2 separate regions of the Mus musculus genome follow, and region 2 is linked to region 1. The links are chromatin loops, found by intact Hi-C in ENCODE. Cell type or tissue: heart. All regions are shown on one strand. Each heading gives the region's core, and the rest is flanking DNA. Links, peaks and the distances in the headings are about the cores only.

Region 1 (12,118 bases), core at 1,420-9,419:
GAGAGTCGTCCTTTCTAAAACCACCCTCAGAGACATGCCCAGAGGCACGTCTCCCAGGGGACTCTAATTCAGTCACGCTGACAGTGATCATTACTTATCCAGGGCAGAGCAAAACAGTCACTGAAAATGGGACAGACATAATTAAAAATGTCTTCCTTAAGTAAAGAATTAAGGAAGTCTTCCTTTACCGCCCCCAACCTAGGAGTTCCTGAATCGTCAGTGAAGCTGGACACAAAGTATCTCTGTGTTTATTGGGAAACTGAAATAGAATTAGGAGGCATAGGTTTATTTTATTTATATTTCTAATGTACTTATAGTTTGAATCTAAGGAAATTTTTTTTCTAAATCTCTGAACTTTATTTATTTATTTATTTATTTGATGTGAACTCCTGTGCCAGAACAGTCCTCCTGCCTCAGCCTTCCCACTCAGCTGGAACAAGAAGATAACACCACACTTAGTTACCCTTGAACCTCAAGTTCCATCTATCCTCCCTCCCTCCCTCCTTTCCTCTCCACCACTTTTTTTTTTTTTCTTTTGACAGAGTCTTACTGTATGACCCAGTCAAGTCTCAAACTCACAATCCATGGGCCCCATCCTCCTTACTGCTGGAGTTTTTCATTTGTATGTGGGTAAATGAAATGAAATAAAATAAAATAAAATAAAATAAAATAAATTTAAACGTAAAAAAAAATCAGCGGCTGGATGTGGCTGCTGCTGGTCTTAATGAGACAATATACCTGAGATCATAGCTGGGAGCTAGATGGCTTTGTAGTTAAGAGCATTGGTAATTCTTGCAGAGGACCGGGTTCAGTTCTCAGCATCCATACGGTAGGTAACAGTGGTATTTCCAGTTCCAGAGAACTGGAACCCTCTTCTGGTCTCTGCTGGCACTGCACACTGTGCTCAGACATCTGTGCAGGCAGAATGGCCATATTCATAAAATAAAAATAAATGCATCTTTACAAAAAATATGCCTGCGACCTCCAACATACCTTAGAAGCTCTCCAGTGGCTGCTTCCTTATCTTCTCTGACTTCCATGTACTACACAGTTGTTGCAGAGACTCCTGTTTCCTGGAACGCTTTCAGAAGTTGCTTTTGGGTTCACTTGGCGTGCCAACCCTTCAGTTCTGTGCTCCCATTAAGGTCTGTGCTGACAAAGTCCAATGTTAGTGGCTTTCGTTTTTTAAAATCCCAGCCTTAAGGGGCTTTGGTGGGTTGGCCAGGGCTGTACCCTCCTGCCTCTTCCCCAAACGCTAGGAGCTCACATCACTGTTTCCAGTTGAGGTCTTCTCTCACTACCCAAACGGAGCCAGGACAGGGTGGCTATAGCTCTGTCCGTGTTGTTAAAAGCACAGTCAGGCTCATCTTAGTTACCTCCTAAGCTGCAAAGCCTCTCAGTAGGGAGGGGACATAGCTCCTGTCCTTCGAGACTAGAGCCTGAACCTGACAGATCACACACTGCTGTGAGTGGGACACTGGATATTCCAGCCACAGGTAGCCTGATACCAGGGCCTCACTCTGGGTTCTCTTACACACACACACACACACACACACACACCCCACTCTAAACACTTACCTGGAACGATGTCTTGGTTCCCAAGGCATTCTTGATAGATCAACACCAAGATCTTCAAAAGAGCTTCTGCTAAAGACACTTGTATATCCTTACTCCATCACAGTTGTCCTACACTAGTATCTCTGTGGATGTGGCCTGAGAAAGTCTATGTACTTTTCAAAGTTTCCCTGCTAAATCTGACCAGCCCCTCAGACAAAAGTGAATTGCAGCTTTGACTACAGAAACTTGAAACTTCAGGAACCTCTGATACCATAAAGTTTCTCTCTCTCTCTCTCTCTCTCTCTCTCTCTCACACACACACACACAAAAGCTCATTTATCATAGAAACTTGTGAAGCACAATTTTAAAGGCAGTTGACTTCATTGTCTTCTGCGGGAGTTTTCACTGTTAGAAGTATTTAACTTCAACAATGAGAAAAATATGGCTGATACCTTCCTGTTTAACACATCGGTCTGTATTAGAGCCAAGGTATTAGCAATTACTCACAATCACTTTCTACCATTATTTCATAACGACACAGTGTCTAATTTGTCTATCTCAGGGCTTGATTCATTCATTAATCCATATCTTTTCCATTCTCTTATTACTAATAAGGATATCGACACAGCCTTTTGTGTTGTGTAAAGGTCCCTGGGACTCTCCACTAATTCATTTCCCCATAATACCCTCTAGAAAACCTACAACCATAGGGGTCAAAGACTCAGAGTTTAGAGGGGGCATTGAGGCTTTGTGCTGGGATCTATAACAGGCTTAACTCTCCCACATCTCAGTGTGCCTGCCTTGCTTAACCCTTCTTTTGCTGGAAGTCTAACAAACAGTGGTGGGAAATGGCTGAATCCCAGGCTTAAGCACATTGGAGTGATTTGCTGTCCAGTAACTAAGGCCAGAGAAACTTGTGAGATCGCTGAGGGGTATCAGGTACCATTTCACCATGTGCAAACAGTCACCCGTGTAGCAGGACTCGGCTGGGCACCAGTAAGCCTCAAAACATGTACACATAAGCTTGCTTTTAAACTCAATACTCCTTTTTTTTTTTTGACATCTAACAAAATGGCTATCCCTAGACCTCTACTACATGATAATTTGCACATAAAAATCCTGGCATCTGAATACTATCAGAAACCAATATTTTAATTTAAAATACAAGACCCTAACCGCTCAGTAGAGACACTGGATCCATAGGGTGGGGAAAGCCCGTGACTCTGCATTTCAACACACCACACCCCATCATGGTTCTGGAGTCCCTGGAACTTACTTTGAAGCCGTTGCTCCAGTGGTACTGAGAGGTCACGGGGGTCTCTCAGGAAAGCTCTTGTCTTTTTGTAAAACACAACAGCTGGGGACAGGTTGCCAGGGAAGAGGCTTTGAGGAGTTTCTTTAGCAGTTGCCACTGTGACAGGAAAAAAGTCCTTTAATTGGCTTTAGGGGTTGGGTGGGAGTCTGCTGAGGGGTGTGGAAGAGCCCAGAGTGTGAGATGAACAGTGTGCAGAGAGTGGGTCTCCTCGAAAGAAGGCTTTAGGAAAAGGAGGGGAATTTGAGTGATGGGCAGGGGGAAAGTAGGTGAGAGTTAGCCAAAACTTCTTGGAATCAACTTTGATCTCGAGGACAATTGGCTGCTGGATTCCATGAAACAATACAGTGTAGCTATTGTTAGCTTGAACTTTTGCCTACATAAAGAAGGCATCTGGGTCAATTCTTCTAGAGCTTCTTCTTAATGTTGTTTATTCTTTTTTTGTAATAACTTTACCGAGACATAATCCACATATCATGCATACAACGTGTCTTATCTAAACAAAGAATTTAATTCATGTTTTTCACATATTCAGAGACTTGTGCAATCATCACCACAGTCAATCGTAGAATACTTTTATCACCTTAAAAACAACAAGAACAACAACAAAACAAAAAAACCACCATACTCATTAGCTATCCCCCTCCCCCACCCCAATCTCTCCATTTCCCAAGCACTCAACAACCACAAAGCACAAAGCAAATCTCTATGGATTTGTTTGCTGTAGATATTCCATCAAAATAGAATTGTATAGTGTGTGCATTCTGTGACTGGCCTTTAACTTAGCCTGTTTCCAGGGTCCATCCACATTGTAGCATGCATAAGTACTTCATTCCACTGGGTGGGTACCCTGTGTTTTAGCTGTATGTTCATCTAGTTGACTTACTGATGGGTCGCTCCCAACCATCTTTCTACTATGGAAGATTATGGGACAATTTGTGTGCACATCTGACATAGATTGTGTTAATGCCAATTGTCACTTTTGGAGGAACTCCCTACCCTATAAGGAAGGTTCAGTTTCCTCCCCTGCTTTCCCCCTGCCCACCTCTCCCGTTCCATTCCCTGCCTGTTTGACTATTATCTTCTATACCAAGCTGGACTCAGTGGACCTGAATTGATGGTGTAAGAGATCTGTTTCCTACAGTTCAGTGAAGTATGACCGAATACTTAAGCAGGTGGTGGTGTGAAGTCTGAACAGTCGAGCTCTGGTTACAAGAATCTTAAGCACAAATACCAGAGGACAATAATTGCTGCAACTTTAAAGGGTGGGGCAATTTATCTAGACTTGTGCTTCTGAAAACAGGAACAAGACATTCACAGCCGTATACAGGTCGATAACAACAAAAGAGTTGGGGTGGGGGAGAGAAACAGAACAATAAGTTCCCTTAAGTAGGAGTTTCCAGGGAGGTCCTGTGACCTTCTAATGTGTAGATCTGGTAGATTAAGACCCCCTATGGATTTTTACTTGTCTTTGCTACTTTGTGTTTCTACATAGAGATAACACCTAAAAGCTTTGGGCATTTGAAGTCTTTTAGGAAGATCCTTAAGTATAAAAATACGGAGAAGCAGAAAGACCCTAAGTGTAACCATATAGATTATCAGAGTAACCCTTGCTGTGTAATTAGCACTGGCATTGAAAAGTAGATTGTCACCCACACCTCCCCCAACCTCATCCTACTCATAAATATCCCCAAGGGAAAGCGGGTATCCTGACTTCTAATGCAAACATTCTTAGACACAAGGAATGCATTTTTAATGGCATGGTTCAGGTGTCAGGCTCTGGCCAATAGAATAAATAGATTTATTTAGCTGAGAGAATGTCTGAACACTCAAGTAGACACACTGTATTGCAGGGTGTCATCCAGCCTTAAGAATTAAATACTTTTAAGCTTGTGTTTAAAATAAAAGTTATAATCACAGCACTGAAGGGATGAAACTCGTCTTCACCTGCAATTTAAGAGCATCTATTGTAGGTTTTGTTCTTAAGTACACGGGACATCAGATTTTCAGTGTTCATTTAAAAACAAAACAAAAGCCAAACTACACCCTGCCCCCAACCTTGACATTTATTCCTGGGAGCAGTCAGAAAAGAAGTCACAGGTACTATTAAACATGGTGGTTTAATGATTTTAAAAGTGTGTATGTAAACACCCGCACATGTCTAATACATCACATTGTGGGACATAATGTTCAGCATCAATACAGCCTTCGCAAGCAGAACACACGGCCAAACCTGCTTTTCTCTTTTTACTCAACAGGAGGGCATTAGATTCCTTCACCTTTCCAATAAGCCAAGCTTTCAAGGGCTACAACTGGCTGCAAACCGACACTGCTCTTGTCCTTACCTGGAAAAGAAGTTCATGATCACCCTCTTACCTATGATACATGAGCCGTCTAGACATTCTATTAGGGGAAACTTTTGTGCAAAGGCGAATAATTGCTTTTTTTCCCCTCAAAGTTCGATACATATATTATAAATTACCAAGGCAGATTAAGATTTCATTAGACCATTTCCTGCGAAGTTTGGGAGCCTGTGTTCTATCATGTGATGCCAATTAGCTCCCGGTCAAAGCTAAAAGGATGGAGCTTGTGACCCCTGCCAACTGCACAGGGCCGCCCTGGGCTCTTCCATTGTGATTGCTGACTAGTGTCTCCCAAGGTAACCTGGCCTGGCCACTATTGTTCCCACTCTGGTGCTGGGAAAGCACTCTGTTCCCTCCCGGCAGAGCTGCACCGACAGAGCCGGGAACTCTCCATAGAAGCCATAGATGCAGATTGCATTCCCGGGCGGTAACGTCCAGTGAGTGTCCTCTTTCCGGGCTAGGACCTTTTCCCGTCGGGTCGCCCACAGCCCCTCCTCCGGGCGTGGTGGAGGAGGAGAACCACAAGGGACTCCTTTCCTATTTAAAGGTTGCCAGCTCAAGGGACCTGGGTCCACCACGGGTCCCTTGGCGCCGCGGTTGCAGACAGACTCTGACAACGGTTGAGCCGCTAGCTGCATGGTTCCCGCCGTCCCTGGACACTTTTCCCGGTGACCCCAAGGCAACGGCGCACTTGTCACCGTGGGTGACCGAGAGGGGACGGCGGGGGGCGGGCCCCGCGGGGCACGTGGGCGCGGCCGGCGCTGGCCGCGGCAGCAAGTGGTTGGGCCGTGCGCAGTCCGTCCTGCGCGGCGCCGGCGCGGGTGCCCGGTGCGCGGCGCCCTCCGCTCGGCTGCGCCGCCCGCCCGCCGCGCGCCCATGTCTCTGCCGGTGGTGCTCCCGGGCTCCTGCTGCCCGGTGGCGGGGCTGTCGGGCGGACCTCAGGCCGGGGGTCCTGGCGCCGCCACCGCCGCCGCCGCTCAGGAGCCGCCGCTGCCCCCGCTGCGGCCGCGCTGGCCCCGGGGTGCTCTGCAGCCTCCAGCCCGGCCCCGCTGCGCCCCCGCCGCCGTGCTGGCCCCGCCGCCGGCGCTCGCGTCCCGCCGCCCCGCCGCGCCAGGCTCCGCGCTGCTGCCCGCGCGCCCGCTGCTGTCGCTCGGGCTCCTGCAGCTGATCCTGGGCTGCTGCATGGTGGCGCTCAGCTTCGGGGCGCTGTCGCTGAGCAGCTCGCCGCAGGTGAAGAACTCGTGCCCATTCTGGGCTGGCTCCTCGGTGAGTACCGAGAGTACCTCTCTGCGGGGCCCACCCTCGCGGCAGTGTGTTGTGGACGGTCCCTTCCATTGTTTTTGTTTGACCTCTATTGGGGGAGCGGGGACCCTAAAGCCACCTGAAGTGTAGGCGACAATAAGTGGGGGTGGGGTGTGGGAGGTTAGTGTCGGGAGACAGTCAAGTTGAAGGGAGAATTGGATTGCACCTGGCCAGTGTCTGTCCCTTACACGTTAAGGATTTTGTTTCCGTCAAGTTAACATTAAGCACGGTATCAAGCTCCTGAGAGACTCACATGAGGATGGGCGAAAAAGAATTTGAAACTTTTTGTGGCCACTGAATACTGCATTGGCAAAGCAAACTCCGGGAGGACAGGGGTTTTGATAGGTTTTCCTCACTGACACATCAACAGTACCCGTACAGGGTGGGGTACTTCTGGAATGGACAGAGTGACAGAGTGAAGGGGGGAGGGTTGGTTGACTTGTTTTTATTCTTCATTAAGACAAGGATAAATGAAAGATTATCTGGAGTTGGATGACTGAACCCTGAGGAGCTCCGAGGTAATAGGAGGTTGCCTGTGACTGATGACTTATACCTGGTCATTAAAGAAGGGCTCAGACCCTGGGTGGGTTCCTGGAGTCACCAAAGCTGCTCTGCAGAAGTGGATGCTCAAGAAACAGAACCTGTCATTACGGATGCACACCCCAGAACTCCAGAAGTTGGCGCAGCTAGCTGGGGATGTCTGTCCTACCCTGGCGCCTGGCCCCGCCTCCTTGGCCAATGGGGCATAGGGAAGCCCGGCCTCTGAGAAAAGTGGTTGCCAGTGAGCAAGCATTTGTAGACTGGATGGATGGCTACTCATCCCTGCCTCCGAACGGTGTCACAACTTTTAAGGCATCCATAACCCCTTGAGGTTTGCCAGGGGCCTGGAGACTTGGAAGCAGGTCCTTGTGCAAGGACTGTGGAGGATGAGAACGGCAAATGACCTTTCTATAAAAGCCCTACAGTGTCTATAGCTTTTTCTATGATCTTCAGTGAGCCCACAGTTTGTGCTCTACTGGTTAAAACATACCCAGAGTCAAGACCAATTTTTTTTTTTATTAAAGTACGAGAACATATTGAACCTAGTGTAATTGTTCAAGTGGGAACATTAAGAACATAACGTTTTTCTGGCCTAACCCAGAATTTTGTAGTACCTGGTATCAATCTCTACTTCCTCTAAAGACCTTTGCTAAATGGTTCTGTTGGGACCTCAATCCTATTGTGCTATAGAAAGTGAAGTCCAGAACTTAAGTATTAGGTAAAGAGAGTTCCACTCTATTGTTCTGACCCTGAACTCTGCTGCTATCTTTGTGAGCATTCTGGAATACTCTGAAGTGTAGGGTGTCGATTGAGAATAGTGCCTCCCCTGCCTCCTGCCAGGCTTGTCATTCAAATGGCTGCTGCATTTCTTAAGTACCCCGGGTTAGAATCTTGTTTGTATTTTATGGATTTACTTTTTGTAAAATCATAATCCATGTTCTCTCAAGATAGCTAGTTTATTAAAAAAAAATGTTTGTGGGAGGTGCTAGGGAGATGACCCACTCAGTAAAATGTGTGCTGTGTAAATGTGGGGGCCTGGGTGTGGATCCCTGGAACCCACCCAAACAGCTGGGTTTGGGGAGAGGGGTGCCTGGACCCCAGTGCCTGGGGTGGGGTCGGAAGAAGATGGATGCAGTGGATCTTTGAAGTTCATTGGCTAGTCAGGCTAACCAAACGGATAAGACACCCAGTCTCTAAAAATAAGATAAGGTGGAGAGCGTACCCAGTGTCGTTCTCTGCCACCACATACATACAGACATACTAAAAACTATTCACACAACACACACACACACACACACACACACACACACACACACACACACACACAATGTATTTGCTTTTCTCTAAAATTAAAGTCTGAAATTGGTTTGCAATTGTGGATTCTTTCCAAGGTAAGTAAATACACTTAGATGTCAATGAAGCCACAGTGGGATTTGATGAGAAGGAAAGCAAAGCTCACGAACCGGAATACGCAGGCAGGATGGTAAACTGGAATGCGCAGGATGGTACCTGGGCTTGCCACTGGCTGGCCTTGCCCTCAGGCACAAGCCAATCAGACCCAAGAAGGAATCTAGGATTTGGACTTGAATGGGTCACTTCTGTAAGCCATAGTCTATCCTATGCTTATGTCCCCAGGTCAGTACTCAGACCTGGAACTGCCGTTCATTCTTTGTGTATGTGTGACCTGTTCCTAAGGTCAACTTCAGAACTTGCAGGTCGTCAACAGGACCAGTGAATATTAACTGCATCTTCAGAACAGCAGAGTGTAAGGGTTTAAGCAGCTGTCAGTAGATACCATCCATTCTCTTGGTGTTTTAGGAAGAAAAATACCACACTTGTACTGTGTTTTAAACTCATGTAGGTGAGAGAGCTCTATTTAAAAGCAATCCTGTATTAGGAGAAGCAGTAGGCTTATACAGACAGTGTATAACACAACCACAGCCCCCCTCCCCAGCCTCTGGAATGGTGGTCTCATCTGCACCCCTCCTAGGCTCAGCCACTGGTCCCATGTGTCCTGATAGACCCCAGAGCAAGGAATGTCACGCAGGAATTAAGTCCTTTGTGCTCCTGGTCCATTTGGCAGATTAAAATAGCCATGTTATTTTGAAAATCTCAGTATTACATCATTGTACTTTCATGTATAAAAATTTCAGTGTGTGTATTAAAAGAGGGAGAGAGAGAGGGGGAGAGAGAGAGACAGTCAGACAGACAGACAGAGACAGAGAAACAGAGATTAAGAGATTTCATAAAAGTGATCCTTCTACTTTTAACATTTCATTATGAAAAAAAAATTGAAGTTTTAATGAATGTAGAAAGGAGAATGTAATGACCCTGTGTGTTGACCCATCGTCAGCCTCGGGAGCTAGAACATCTGAATATCTGACACTACTCCCCGCCTCAACACACTGAGTTATTCTAAGAGAAATTACAAATGTGCAACTTCAGCATTTCACACTTGTGTGTACATTTCAAAGAAGGGGCCTAATGGCACAATACAACCAACTCAGATGGCTGAAGGAAGGTTTTTATGAAAAATGATGAAAATTTTTGACTTGAGGACTGGAGAAATGGAAACAACTCAATGACCCAGCTTTATTGAGCTGTAGCCTGCATGCCTGACAGGTTACCATGTCACCAGAATTGTCTGGGAGTTTCCAGTGAGTTCACTGGGGCACAGCCACCACCAAAATGGGTTTTAGGAAATTCTTTCTCATCACCCCCAGATCTTTCTCTCCCCATCCTCACCCCTCTGTCCAGATACCACTGACTTCCTTACTTTCTGGCCCTGTAGATTACTTCTACTCTGGACAGTTTATATACATACATATATATTCATATATATGTCTATACATACATACACACACACACACACACACACACACACACACTCACGGGGTCATTATAACAACGTAAGGTCTTTCAGGACTGAATAACTTCTTTTTTTTTTTTTAAAGATTTATTTATTATATGTAAGTACACTGTAGCTGTCTTCAGACACACCAGAAGAGGGTGTCAGATCTCATTACAGATGGTTGTGAGCCACCATGTGGTTGCTGGGAAGTGAACGAAGGACCTTCGGAAGAGCAGTTGGTGCTCTTAATCACTGAGCCATCTCTCCAGCCCCCAGAATAACTTCTTTTGATTAGAATATTTACAAGGCTCGTCCAGTTTAGCAGCACCTCGTTCCTGATCATTGTGAAGTGTTTGAGGCTCACTTGGGCTCTATTATCAGATGCTGTCTCAGAAAAAAGAAAATGCATTTAGATCTTTTTTACTTGCGCATGCTATGATTGTTTTTTCCCCTTGCCAACCTTGGCTAATGACCATTATGCCCAACATTTGTAGTGCTAAGAGAATAGCCAGCTGTCTTTAGACACAGATCATGGTTGGTAAGTGGCTGAGAGTGTCTTGATGTCTGTGTTCAGATTGTGTCATCCTGGTTCTCCGTTTAGGCATGTGCTTAAGTTAATATTTCAATCCCATTGGGATTGTGGGAGATGGCACCTACTGAACAAAGCTGCATTTAATAAAAGAGTAGAGTTCTGTTGGGTTGCCCGTCTGGTTTTTGAACATTGAAATCACCAGCTTTCTTTGTTGCTACTTATTCAACTTTTCAAATGAGTTATGCCTCTCTTTCTCTCTCTCTCTCTCTCTCTCTCTCTCTCTCTCTCTCTCTCTCTTTCTCTCCCTCTCTCTCTTCCTCTCATACACTTTTTCAGTTATAGGGAAAGATAGGTTGTTGAGAAGTTTGATAAATTATTTTCTGCCTATTCACAAGATAAACAGGGCATTTGCAACAGGGCTCTCAGACATCTGTGTCTAGATACAGCAGTTTTTGACAAACGAGCCAGAACATTTTTGCCTGAAGGCATGTTTGTGGATTAGCCAGGGAAAGTAGGGCAGTAGGAGTCTAAGCTTTTGATTTTAATGATTGGTTTCTAAGCTGGAAAATTAAGGGCATTAGCCGCACGTGGTGGGTCACGCTGACTCTGACCTGTCATCCCTTGACATCATCAGGAGGAGAGCTCTGTTTTGTTCCTATGAGCTACAGGGATGATCTGTAAAGAGTGAAACAAACATGATGATGACTCCGGCTGGAATAATCTGGAGATGGCTTGCCACTGGCAATAGGTGCGTGCCTGCACATTCGGGGCACGTCGCATCTTGTGCTGGATGGAAGGCTCATCATGGCGTGATCACCTTCTCCGTGGCTGTTCTTTCAGGAAGCACAGGGGGTGGAAATGTGTTCAGGCTTATGCAGTCATCCTTAAGCAAGCACATCTTCTGTTTCTGGTATTCATTGATTCATTCATTCATTCATTGATTCATTCATTCATTCATTGACTCTTGCTATTACCAAGTGCCTTCTGGAAGCTGCTCATGGTACCTGAGTGCTTTCTCAGGTACAGGCCCTCATGGCATAGGCAACTAGTCAGTAGTAGCACGGTGGGCTAGTAGAAGCCATGAAAGGCTGGTGCTGGGGGACTTCCTGGACTTCCTCCTGACAGAGCCCATCCTCTGCTGCACAGAGGGAGGTGAAGCCCAGAGTGCTCACCTTGTCTCACTCCTTGCCGCCCACAGCACCATGCTTCCACAACAGCAACAGACGCTCTTTGCCACGCCTTGAGTTTTGAGCTTTTAAAGGGTTCACTTCAAGGCAGAGTCTCATTTCCTGCCACCATTCCAGACGCTTCTGACCCTCTGTTTCTCCTTCCTCTCTTTGCCCTCCTCCCCTCCACACTCAAAGCCTTGCCATAATGCCTTGGGATTCACTGGGTTTGAAAAGAACAGGGTTTGCATGTTCAGGACTGAGGGGCACCCAGAACTAGGATGCAGTTTTATTTCCCCTCTTAGTCTTGGGGATTGAGCCACTCAGCCTATCCCCAGCCTCCTTTTTACCATTTATTTTGAAATAGAATTTCACTGCCTTGCTCCCTTGGCCTTGAAGCTCCTCTGTAGGCCAGGTAGGCTTTGAACTTGTGGTCCTCTAGCCTCAGCCTCTGAAAGTATTGGGATTGTACCAGCTCTGCTAGGCCTGCCTGAA
Region 2 (12,118 bases), core at 1,539-9,538, 71 kb before region 1:
TGGGAAGACAATTGAGGTGAATGGCAATGTGTCCACATTTGAACATTGTTCCTCTGTTGTCTCACCTGTCTTGTTTAGAGATGTAGGTCTGAACATTATGGTGAAAGTTGTAGCTAGGATATAGTATAGCCAAATGCCCAGGAGAAAAGTGTTAGCCATGAGCCACTTCGGTTCTAAGTGGGCCTGTAAATTGAGTACTATGCATGTTTTTTTGTTTTTGTTTTAAGATTTATTTTTATGTGTATTGGTGGTATTGGTTTTTTGTTTTGTTTTGTTGTTTGTTTATTTGTCTGTTTGTTTTTGCTTGTGTGTATATCTCTGTGAAGGTGCCAGATCCCCTAGAAATGGAGTTACAAACAGTTTGTGAGCTGCCATGTGGGTGCTGGGAGTTGAACCCGGGTCCTATGGAAGAACAGCCTCTTAACCACTGAGCCATCTCTCTAGACCGATGTACCTTACCAGCTTGTATTTTTTTGTGTACTTAATCTTGTATCTTCCTTCATTTTTACTGCTAGCAGTAGTAACTTACTTTGTAGAGGCTAGTCTGACCTGAGTTCCGCCTAAGTGGGCTGGTAGAAACCATTACAGGGTCACAGATCCTAGTGTAGCTGAGACCAGACTACAACTGGTTTCTCTGACTACATCTCATGTCCTTTATATAACCCAGCTAGGTAATTCAGATGTCAGAAAGGATCATGTGTAGTTTGGTTATCCCTTGTCTAAAGTGCTTACGATCAGAAATGAGTCGTATTTTAGATTTTGGAGTGCTTTTATAAGCATTTTAGAGATGAGACTCAAGTCTGAACATGGGATTCACTTTTTTATTTTATTTTATTTTTTTTGCATGTGTCGTAGCCATAGAGCCAGCAGGTGATTTTCTGTGATCATCTTGATAGTTCTGTATATGACAGTTTCACAGTGTGGGATTTTTACTCGGGCGTGGTGGTGTGCACTCTTAGAAACTTTCAAACCTCGAAACATAATCTGATTTGAGATTTTGAATTAATCAGTACTGTATTAATAATTCTTCATTTTAACAGATGAAAAATGGAGCCCACATGATAACCATGTGAAACCAGGGGACTCATTTAACCTCCCCAACCCCCATACTTTGGTTCAAGTCTATTGAGTGGCTGGGAGGTTCCCTTAGAGGGTCAGATTTGAGCTTTATGCAAGGATGTGAGAAATCAGTAGGGGAAGCCTAGGGTTGTGGAAGAAGAGCCAGGCTTCTGAGCTTGCAGAAGGTAGCTGGTACCTGTGGGTGCTTCCTGTCCTAGCTAGGAGTCGGCTGTTGGCTCTGCAGCACAGGCCATAGACACTGGCACAGAGTCCGTTGAGGATCGGGAAGAATGTCATATGTGGAAAGAGTTTGCCCTGGATTGGATTTCAAGACGCTTGAGAGGAGAACTATGACTGAGGTCACCATCAGGCCTCAGAAATAGGCTCTGGCATAGTACAGTGTTTTCTTTCTTTTTTAAAAATTCGCTTATTTATGTGTATGGTATTTTGCTTATATGTGTGTGTCTATGTACCACATGTGCACATGTGAGCACTGCCCAGGTAGGCCAGACACTCAAACATGGGTCCTCTGGAAGGGCAACCAGTGCTTTTAACCACTGAGCCTTGTCTCCAGCCCCAAGCACATCTTTTTTTTTTTTTTTTTTGGTTTTTCAAGACAGAGTTTCTCTGTGTAGCCCTGGCTGTCCTGGAACTCACTTTGTAGACCAGGCTGGCCTTGAACTCAGAAATCCGCCTGCCTCTGCCTCCCAAGTGCTGGGATTAAAGGCATGCTCCACCATCACCTGGCCAAGCACATCCTTTCTGATGTAGGCTGATTGAGAAGCAAGGCATTCAGAAGTGAAGCTAGAGGGTCTGTGGAAGTACCACTGAGTGTCAGATTGGCCTCCAGTTCTTACTGTACATTGCGTGCCTGATACAGTGAGCCATGTAGTCTTCAGGGCAGAAAGTACAGGCTCATTGATTGCTTGGACAGAGAATCCCATTTCTCTTTTTTTTTTTAATTAATTTTTTTTAATTACGTATTTTCCTCAATTACATTTCCAATGCTATCCCAAAAGTCCCCCATACCCTCCCCCCCCACTCCCCTACCCACCCACTCCCACTTTTTGGCCCTGGCGTTCCCCTGTACTGGGGCATATAAAGTTTGCGTATCCAATGGGCCTCTCTTTCCAGTGATGGCCGACTAGGCCATCTTTTGATACATATGCAGCTAGAGTCAAGAGCTCCGGGGTACTGGTTAGTTCATAATGTTGTTCCACCTATAGGGTTGCAGATCCCTTTAGCTCCTTGGGTACTTTCTCTAGCTCCTCCATTGGGGGCCCTGTGATCCATCCAATAGCTGACTGTGAGCATCCACTTATGTGTTTGCTAGGCCCCGGCCTAGTCTCACAAGAGACAGCTATATCAGGGTCCTTTCAGCAAAATCTTGCTGGTGTATGCAATGGAGAATCGCATTTCTATGCAACTCTTTTCATACGGTTCTTCCACTATTAAGCCTGACTCCTAAAAGCCACGTAGAGGCTACACAAAGCCTTTTTATTGCCCTTTCACCCCAAGTCCATCTACAGGCTGGGGCTGGTTTTTAGGCCTAATCAGAAGTACCATGCGCTATGAATTAGTAAATGGAAGTGCTAGATTTGCTCTGGTGAGCACAGTTTAAAGTCATGTTTTCTGTCCTATGCGGTCTCCTTAGGCTCAGTATCCTATTCCCTGTTTCCTCTTTGTATAGTAATAAGAGAATGCTTCCACAGAGAAGATTTTAATTATGACGATATTAAAATCTTTTCCATTATGAGCTTAATATGCCCATTAAGACATACTTTATTTAGAGACTTGCTCAAAGGCAAGTTGGCTTGTCAAAATACTTTAAAATGTTATGCCTGCATACCTCTGTCTCAGGGGAAATATTTAGTATAAAATGCATTTTTACATATATAGCATAAAAGTGAAATTTGAACTGCATGTGTTCTTAGAGCCTTTGAAATGCTCAGTTCATGGTTTAAAGACTGCCTTATGGACCTAGAGACCCAAACTAGGCCACCTTTGCGATAAGCTGGCCTGTCAAAGCACCACGGGCTAGTCCAGATATTTCACCTGCTTTCCAGACTCCGTCAAAATGAAGTTTTTGGTGTTCAGCTCTGGAATTTTGGAGGAGCTTATAAGTGCTATCACTGTAATTATTATCTTTCTATATCATGTTATTGGAAAATGTTTTATTTTATGTAGTATTTCTGTTTGTTTGCTTTGGCCATTGTTTAGTCTTTGAAAAGTTCCCGAGGGGAAATGAATCTTGTATCAGCTGAGAAAAATCCAAACTGCCGTAGATGCTACTTGGATTCCTAGGGAAGTGTAGGGAATGTTGGCCACAGGAAAGAAATAGGCTGTGGGGTGGCTTGCCTGTTATGATGGTATCGCCATGTGAGTGTTAGGTGACCACAGGATAGCTCTCCTGGGGTGCAATTTGTATACTGTGCCATTGACACCATTTGAACAACACGTTTCTGTGGGTTTTAGATCCTTCAGAGTTGTGTAGCCATCACCACAGGCACTTCAGTCAGAAACCTCATTTGTTAGCAATCTTTTCCAGTTTGCATGGTGCCTTTTGGTGCCTCTCTGACGAGGGGTGGGAAGGTACTGCCATACATACCAGAGCTGGGCATGGCTGCCCTGAGGTATGAGCATGCTAGCAGGGACATTGGCAGTGGGAGGATCATTTCAGAATGTCAGTTCCTTGAGTTTGACCGTCCCAGGAAGCCTCTTGAGAAAGAGGTAAAGTGTATGAGTTGGGTACTGCCTCTGAGTGGGACCTAGAAAGGCAGCATTTTCAGGGCTTTGGTAGCAGTGTCCCAGCCCTTGGTTGCCAGTGAGACTCTGGGGTTTTGTTACATTCACCTTGGAGGCGGCACAAATGGGTTTCTACATTTCTTAGCCCCTAAACTTCAGGTTTTCTTTGTGATGAATTCAGACTGTATCAGACAGCTGCGAATAGAAACCTGTCAAGGACCACTTCAGCTTTCTTTATACACCTAGTTCAAGTCACTTGTTTAGTCCCTGGGTGCAGAGTCTCACTTCCACATTTGCATCTCGGATCATATGCTAGCTGTGATTATGATAATCTTTGTGAAGTACCATGATAAATAAGGACACAAGAAAATCCATGACATCAAGGTTAATTTCCTTGGGCTAGCCAGTGTTTCCGCTCTGTCCGATGCTGTGAATTATTAATAACTAAGGAAGCTGTGAGCTCATTCATAATTGCCCAAGGTCAGAGGTGGAACTTTTTCAGGTTTTCAAGACAGGGTCTCATGTATCCCCAGGCTGGCCTCAGACTTACTGTAGCCAGTGATGGTCTTGAACCTCAGATTCTTGCCTCTACCTCCCAGGTAGGTACAGATAGATAGACACCACCATACCCCTCTTTGAGATTAAAGTTTCGTAAATGAAAGAAAAGTCAAATTTGGTTAAAAGAAAACTTAAAGCTTGATTACTCAGAGATTTTGTGTAATGATTCCTACATAATGATTCATTTGGCTTTAGAAAAGATATGTACTGCCCTCTACTAAAGAGCCATGAAAGCATAATTTGAATGGCAGTTTTAGTTTATGTGCATCCTGATCGTTTGCATTTTAGATCAGTTTTATATTAGTGTAATGTTTTTGTGTGTGCATGCGGGCATGTGTGTGTGCATCATGTCCATCAGGCTGGTTGGCCACTGAGTGCCCAGTATCCGTCTGTCTTCACTTTCAGTGCTGAGGTTATAAGCACACACACCATGCCTAGCTTTAATTTTACAGGAGATTTGAATTTCATGTCCTCCTGCTCTCAAAGCAAGCGTACTTACCGTTTTGGAGCCGTTTTTCTTGCCTAGTTTATCTTTCTTACATCCATATATACAGATTGCTGAACAGACGCGGGGCATGTGTCTGTTAGCATCTGCCGCCTGTGCTCTAAGTTGGTGCCTTTGTCTGAGCTGTGTAGGACAGTGGCCCGGGCTGCAAGCTCAGAAAATAATTTTCCAAGTTTGTACATAGATTTCTTTATTTGCTTGGTGTGAAGTATAAGGCTCTTTGTTCCCATCCCATGATAAAAATAGCCTGACAAAAGTTGCTAAAGGGAATAGGTTTATTTTAGCTCACAGTTCAAAGTACAGTCCATTTGCTCTGTGCTCTTGAAAATATATTTTCTCTCTCTCTCTCTCTCTCTCTCTCTCTCTCTCTCTCTCTCTTTCTTTCCCTCCCTCCCTCCCTCTTCCTTCCTTCCTTCCTTCCTTCCTTCCTTCCTTCATTCATTCCTTCCTTCTTCTTCCTTTCTTTTTTGATGGACAGGGGCTATGACTCAGTGGTGGAAGGCATATATGGCTTTTGTGATGACCTGAATTCTGTCCTTGACATTGCAAAATAAATAAAAGAAAACCACGTGTGCGCGCACACACACACACACTGGTAACACACTGTAGCTCTTTTGAAGAAATACTTATCGTGAAAATAAGCTCATACAGTCTGTAATGTAAACTAAAACAGCTTTAGTTGCATTTGACCAAAAAGGTTTTATGTTTAAGGAACATATATACTTCCGAACTTGGCAAGTTTTTCTTCAAATACGGTATAAATAGAGATGATGTGAATAGCTTCTAGATTCAAGGTGGCTCTGAGAATCGATGCTGACCTTCTGGCTTATGTCTGTAGCCACAATCAACGTGAATTCAGCCAACGATGGCTGGTTTGGCAGCTTGAAGGACAGCATTCAGCAGCAGCAAAACGAAGCAGTCTGGGTCTCTGAAGGAAAGGTATGTGGCCTAGATTCGCTGCCGTGAGGTGAGAGTCTGTGTTCTCGATGCTTCCTCCAGAGGGCAGTGAATGTAGTAAACCGTGATCCAAAAGGGATCAATGTGATCACCAAGTCGGAAGCCTTATCATTCTCCCACAGAGCAATAAAATGAAGGCGGAATGTGATGAACGCTCGCCTACATTCACTTCCCCTCTACTTTTTAATGTAGTAACTAGAAATTGCATTCCGAGTACTCTAATCAGAGCTTACAAGTTCTCCTTCCTAATGCCACACCATACTAAGGACATGGGAAACTCAGAGTGGAGATGAGAGGCAAGGTTGAGAATCATGGGGAATGGCAGTTGAAAAGATACCAAGAGAGGTGCTAACAGCTGGTTAGCAAAGACATCAGTGGAGAACGCATCCAGACGGAGAGCTTGAGTTAGGTGATGTAAAAACACTAGTGATCTTTTCTAGCCCTCTCAAGTCGGATGCTATCCCAAATGTTTAGTTGACTCATGTAGCATCTGCCGAGTGCTTAGTCTCCACTGCTCCCTCTAGAGGACAAATTGAGCAGGATATAGTCTTTGTCCTCAAGATCTTGGCGATGGAACCCAGTTAATTCTGAGAAACATCTCTGCCTGGGTCTGAGAGCCTTGGAAATGGATAGGAATGTGCACAGCACGAGGTAGAGACAGGGATCAGCAGAAAAGCTGGAGAGAAGCTGATTCCCGCAGGCAAGGAAGCTTGGCTCAGCTGGCGTGGAGGATGTAGCAAGGATAGACCAGAGGAGGGTCTTCAGTTTGTGTCCCTGTGCAGAAATTAACCCAAGCATCTATATCAGTTCAAAGCCAAGTGACAGCAGGGAGCTCGAGGTCCCTTCCCTTGCTAGCACATGTCAAGGTTCCCAACACTTGGCTCAGCCCTTGGGAGTTTTCCCGAGTCCCCACTCCCAGGAGCCATGCCACATCCCACTCACCCTTCAAAACAAATTCCTCTAGATGGAAGGGATGGATGATGATGCTGAAGACCGCATGTCCTACTTAACCGCCATGGGCGCGGACTATCTGAGTTGTGACAGCCGTCTCATCAGTGACTTTGAAGACACCGACGGCGAGGGAGGCGCCTACACTGACAATGAGCTAGAGGAGCCGGCGGAGGAGCCGCTGGTGTCTTCCATCACCCGCTCCTCGGAGCCGGTGCAGCACGAGGAGGTGAGGCGAGGCACAGCACACCCTTGGGCAGCTTGCTGCAGGCTGTGAGGCCACGAGGGCGCTGTGGAAAGTATCCTCAAAGGATTGGAGCCCAGGACTGCTAGGAAGGCGCACGGTGAGCCCGTGCCTACATGGCCGTGGCTGGGATCTGTGTGGAAAGTGAAGCCAGATCATGACCTTGGGAAAAGGCTGCGTTTTGGTACCATTCAGTACTCTCTTGTCCTCAGGGGCGATAGATAAATAGATCGGCTTTACGTCCGATGTGGCTGTCCAAATTATAGATGGAACTTTATAAATACGTTGTTGCTGCATTTGCTTGTAACCTTTGATTAGGCCTCTCTCTGTACTCTTAGGAGCCCTGCTTTTCTTCTCATGACCTTTAACCTCCTAATGCTATCCAGGTTCCTGAGTGTTTCCCCATCAGTTTCCTTCTCTCTGTATGTCACCTTTTAAATGCGTTTCACACATCTGATCCAGATGCGCTGGGTACCCAGTGCCACACACTTACACACTGCCAGGGAGCACACACTTACACACTACCAGTGGGCACTAGTATAGGGCAGAGCGATTATTAGTTGCACCTCAGAGGACATCGGAGTGATGATCTTTGTGGACAATGTTATCTGAGTCCTTTTGGATGATAATTATGAAGTCCTCTTTAGCCGGTTAGCTCATTCCAGTAAATGATAAATGATAGAAGTACTTCCCCCCTCTCCCAAGAAAAATCAAGGAAGAAAAAGCCCCCCCCCCACACACACACGTGCGCACACACAGACTATTAATATATAACAGATAAGTAGTAAAGAATAAGCTAATAACGACAGACGTAGGAGGAGCTAATGCTTACGATTACTGCAGGTAGTGACACAGACCTTTAGATTATAGGAGTATTTGACTTGGTTTCTCTTCCTTCCTTTAAAGGTCAGAGCATGGCTGCCTTGTACTCCCACTCTAGTGAAGTGTGTCCTAAGCTTTCTCTAGGGAAGGATGGTGGGTGTCTCTCTTCGCAGTAAGAGAGAGCTGCCCTAGCTCTTCAGCTTCTTAGTTCCCACAGGTGTTCAGAAATCCAGCGGAGCAGAGTGCTCTCTTCTCTCTGCTTGGGCGTTCTTGGTGTGAATGAACTTTTTATGTTTTATAGAACATAAGGAAATCCAGCCCAGAGCCACGAGCTCAGATGAGGAGGGCTGCTAGCAGAGACCAACTTAGGGATGCTAGCCCGCCCCCAGCCTTCAAGCCAGAGCCGCCCAAGGTATGTGGCTGGGAAGCCCAGGATGGGAAGGAGGAGGACACGGGCGCCTTGGAGCCCCTTGGCACCCGGGGGGACACACAATGAGGCTATGTACTGTGTCCTTCAGACCATTGAGTGAGCCATAAAAACCAGGGAAGAGCGAGAGATAAACCCAAAAGCCACTGTGAGAACAAGCTATGATTTTAGGCTTCATGGTGAATGAGTTAATTTGTTTACTTTTTATTTATTAATTTTGGTAGAAAAGTGAAATACTGTCCCAAATGCTGCCCGCCAGAATCACTAATCTTGGCGGTTTTGCTTATTTGTTTTGTTTTGTTTTGTTTTTGTTTGTTCTTTTTCTACCCAAAAAAATTTTTCTGCCCGTAATCTAATTTGGACATACCAGAAACTCCTCACTGATGATCTGCTGAGAAAAACTCGCAACGCTGATGCGTAGAATGCCTCTCACTATAAAAGTATCTTAACTTACTGATTTAGTAAATTATCTAGAATCAACGAAAGGGCTTCAGGGCATGAGTCATGCGGTTTCTTGCCCCAGATCATAATCAGCCAATAACGGTAGGCTTTTCCTTATAGCTCAGTTAAAATTTTTTTTTAACTCAGTAACTTGGATGAGAAGGATTAGTGACTATGTAAGCTGTCAGCAGTAATTAGTTACTTGATATAAGAGGGCACCAAAGGCCTGCGGCAGGGTTGGAACTGAAAGTGAAGGCGCAGCGAGCGCTGGAATGGGGTCCTGTCTGCCCTTTCCCCACTCCAGCTTAGCCTTGCTACCCCACAGCCATGCATAGCTCTCACTTTTTGGCCCAGGCTCATACCCTCCAGGCAGGTTGATCCCAGACAAACCTACTTTTTTCCTCTCCAAAACTGATGTCTTCTGTGAGAGGCCACCATGAAGTGACACTGTTCCACCTCTAACTATTGCTGGCCACCCCACTCTGCCAACACTTCTGTCATTCACAGGTGGGGCTCAAGATGCCGGCCAGGCTGTTTGCCTTGTCATAGTTGACTCTGTCAAGATGGTTACATTGTCCACCTTTGGAAACTGATCAGGAAACACAATGTATTAAATCACTAATGTAGCTCTGAAAAGAAACTAAAAGCCCAAGGTCAAAGGCATGCTGTTGCTCTCTGCAGGCAAGAAGCCAGAACAGAGAAGACTCCTTCGACTACTCCAAGTCAAACCTCCCCGCCACAGCCGGCAGTGAAATCCCGGGGGGATCCACCAAAGGCTATCCTCCCCCTATTGCAGCGAAGCCTGCCTTTGGGCGGCCCATCCTGAAGCCTTCCACTCCAGTCCCTATGCCTGAGAGCGAGGAGGTTGGAGAGAGCACCGAGGAGCAGGAAGATGCTCCCAGATCAGTCCTGGGCAGAGTGAAAATATTCGAGAAGATGGACCACAAGGCAAAATTACAGAGGATGCAGGAGCTCCAGGAGGCCCAGAATGCGAGGGTAATTGTTTTCAACCACCAGGGCATCTTAGCTTGCCCCGTGTGAGAGTTTCAAGATGCTTGCTCGAGGTGTAGCAGGGCACACCCCTTTCCCCACTGCCAGAGTCATGCCAGGCACAGCCACCCACACAGTTCTCTTGTGCTGCTTCTAGCTGGTAGCGCAGCCTTTTCACTTCCAATCGAGAACCTTCCAATCAGTGCCGGGTGTAATGGGGCACGCCTTTAATCCTAGCACTGGGGAGGCAGAAGCAGGTGGCTCTTGGTGAGTTTGGGGCTAACATAAGCATAATCTACAAAGAGTTCCAGGACAGTCAGGGTTATACAAAGAAACCCTGTCTTGGAAAACAGAAACAAGTAAAAAAAAAACCAAAGCCAGATAAGCAAGTTCAGTCCAGATGAGCAAGACTCATCTCCATTCTGCAGATCTGTGTCCCGGTCTGAGCTGGGGGGTTAAAGTCAGTACCTCTCAGATGTTATTGTAGCTGGAATATGGGTGATGGTTAGTTGGTCCTCGGGCCTTTCATGTGTTCCCAGATTTGCCATAGCATACTGGCAGCCATTGGGACAGTGGGCCATAGTTTTTCAGCTGGTAGAATGTTTGAGATGCACGTGAGATATTTCAGTATCAGAGAACCTGTGACCACAGAAGTGGGAGCAGGGCTACAGTCGGCAGGAGTCGGCCAGGGCAGGAGAGTCACTGGAGCCCAGGAGTTAGAGATCAGCCTGGGTGACAAGTGAGGCCTTCCCTTAAAAGTGAGGGGGACAAAGGCAGGACAGGCTTTCTCCCAGTCACCCTCCCCCTTCTCTCTCCTTATTTTTGAAACCTTGCTGATGTTGCCCTGGGTGACCCAGACACAAGATGCACTCCAGCTCCAGTCTCCTAGGTAGTTGGATCCACAAGCCCTACTAAACATAGCATTTATCATTTCAGTCGTTTGTGAGTGGACAGCTCAGTGGTGTAAAGTGTATTTGCCTCACTCTGCAGCCCACACTTCCATCATTCTCAGGACCTTCCCCAATTCCCAAGTGAAACTGTATTCATCTGACAGTGATTCCCCCATCCCCCATCCCCTCTCCCTCCCTCCAGGCACAGCCACACCGTTCATTCTACCCTGTGCCTCTCGGAATTTGATGGTTTAGTGTACTGTCTCAGGGCTCCCCTTCTTCACCATTTGGTGTCTTCCACTAGGCCATACCCAACCACGAAACAGGCTTGCATCTATTTTTCTATTTATGAACTAGAAGGTGGTAGGACCCGGGGACAGGGTCGGGCCTGACCAGCAAGAGACCCATGCAATTGCCCATTCTCTTCCTGTTTCCTCATTACCACAGATCGAAATAGCTCAGAAGCACCCTGACATCTATGCGGTTCCAATCAAGGCCCCCAAGCCAGATGCTGGCCTCCCCCCGCACATGAGGTAAGGGCTGTTTGGTGGGCTGGTCAGAGGAGGAGCTTCCGCAGCAACTGTATTTGGAGAAAGAAAGTACTCTACCCAGATGTCAGAGAGTTAAGAATTTCCTTCCCAGGCTGACTGTTAACCTTACCCTGTCAGTCAAACTTAACTATTAAGATTACAAAATCAAAGGCCGGGCAGAGACAGGCAGATCTCTGTGAGTTTGAGGCCAGCCTGGTCTTCATAGTGAGATCCAGGATAGCCAGGGCTATGTAGAGAGACCCTGTCTCAGAAAGATCACAGAATCGGAAGTTTCTGGCCACTTGCCCTGTGCGCCCAATGCCACATTCGAGCCTTCCATTGAGTTAGGAGGTCACGTGAGCAGATCCCTAGGGCTTAGGTTTCTTTAGTCACTGAAGTTTAGTAGCTCATAGCCAAGCTCCTTAATTCCTTTGTATCACCACGCACAGTCAGGACTCTTGTGCCAAACTGGGTCAGAAGGACTTCGACAGTCAGTGGGCTAGCACAGCATTTCAATGCTGAGCAGGCACTAGGCAGTATCAGTGTCTTTCTGTGGTGATCTGGAGTTGAGTTATGATTTCCTGCTTCAGGAAGCTGGACTCTTGTTTAAAGCACTGAAAAAGTAAGAGGCACGTAGATGGCTCTGAATGGCAAGCTGACACTGACAGAGGTACAAGTGATTGACACTGAAGAGAACTCTTTGCTGGGGGGGGGGGGGCCTGTAGTGGAGCACCTAGGAGAATACATCTTCCTGTGTTAGTTCAGACAACAGGTAGCTGACCAAATAGGCCATGGCCTTGACCCATATCGTATCTCTTCCCTTATCACCCTGTGAGCCAGAAGAGGGGCCAGCAGTGCCCTTCCTGGTGGTCATATGTGCTCAGGGGTTAGGAAACAAGGAAACAATCAGCCCTGCTGGGTTCATAGCTTCAGTGACCCCCGTGGGCATCTAGATGATATTCGCTGTGTTTGATAGCCTCTTTTTTTTTTTTTTAGTTCTAG

Evidence for each region. A loop is a pair of places that touch in the nucleus more often than their neighbours do. Peaks named below come from ENCODE experiments on the same cell type or tissue, not always from the same donor. Only the 100,000 strongest peaks of a DNase experiment are listed, where the experiment ranks them.
Region 2: it touches region 1 in a loop (1.8-fold over the local background); 4 of 42 quality-filtered maps call a loop at or near these places.

The regions. Positions count from the first base shown.
Region 1 is chr19:24,024,928-24,037,045 of GRCm38, reverse strand. Fam189a2 (family with sequence similarity 189, member A2) reads left to right here and starts at 6,027. Exons shown (of 11, transcript NM_001114174.1): 1 at 6,027-6,498. The coding sequence starts at 6,109. In heart, for the core only: no CTCF peak of the experiment used is centred there; DNase peaks (open chromatin) are centred at 5,845, 6,495 and 7,265; H3K4me3 peaks cover 3,205 bases; H3K27ac peaks cover 2,122 bases; H3K27me3 peaks cover 248 bases.
Region 2 is chr19:24,095,585-24,107,702 of GRCm38, reverse strand. Tjp2 (tight junction protein 2) reads left to right here. Exons shown (of 24, transcript NM_001376368.1): 19 at 5,706-5,806; 20 at 6,789-7,001; 21 at 8,140-8,250; 22 at 9,388-9,702; 23 at 11,034-11,119; 24 at 12,113-12,118. Among named protein-coding and RNA genes, the nearest start is that of Gm41824, 21 kb to the right of the region's middle. In heart, for the core only: a CTCF peak has its summit at 6,344 (motif pointing left); no DNase peak of the experiment used is centred there; H3K27ac peaks cover 269 bases.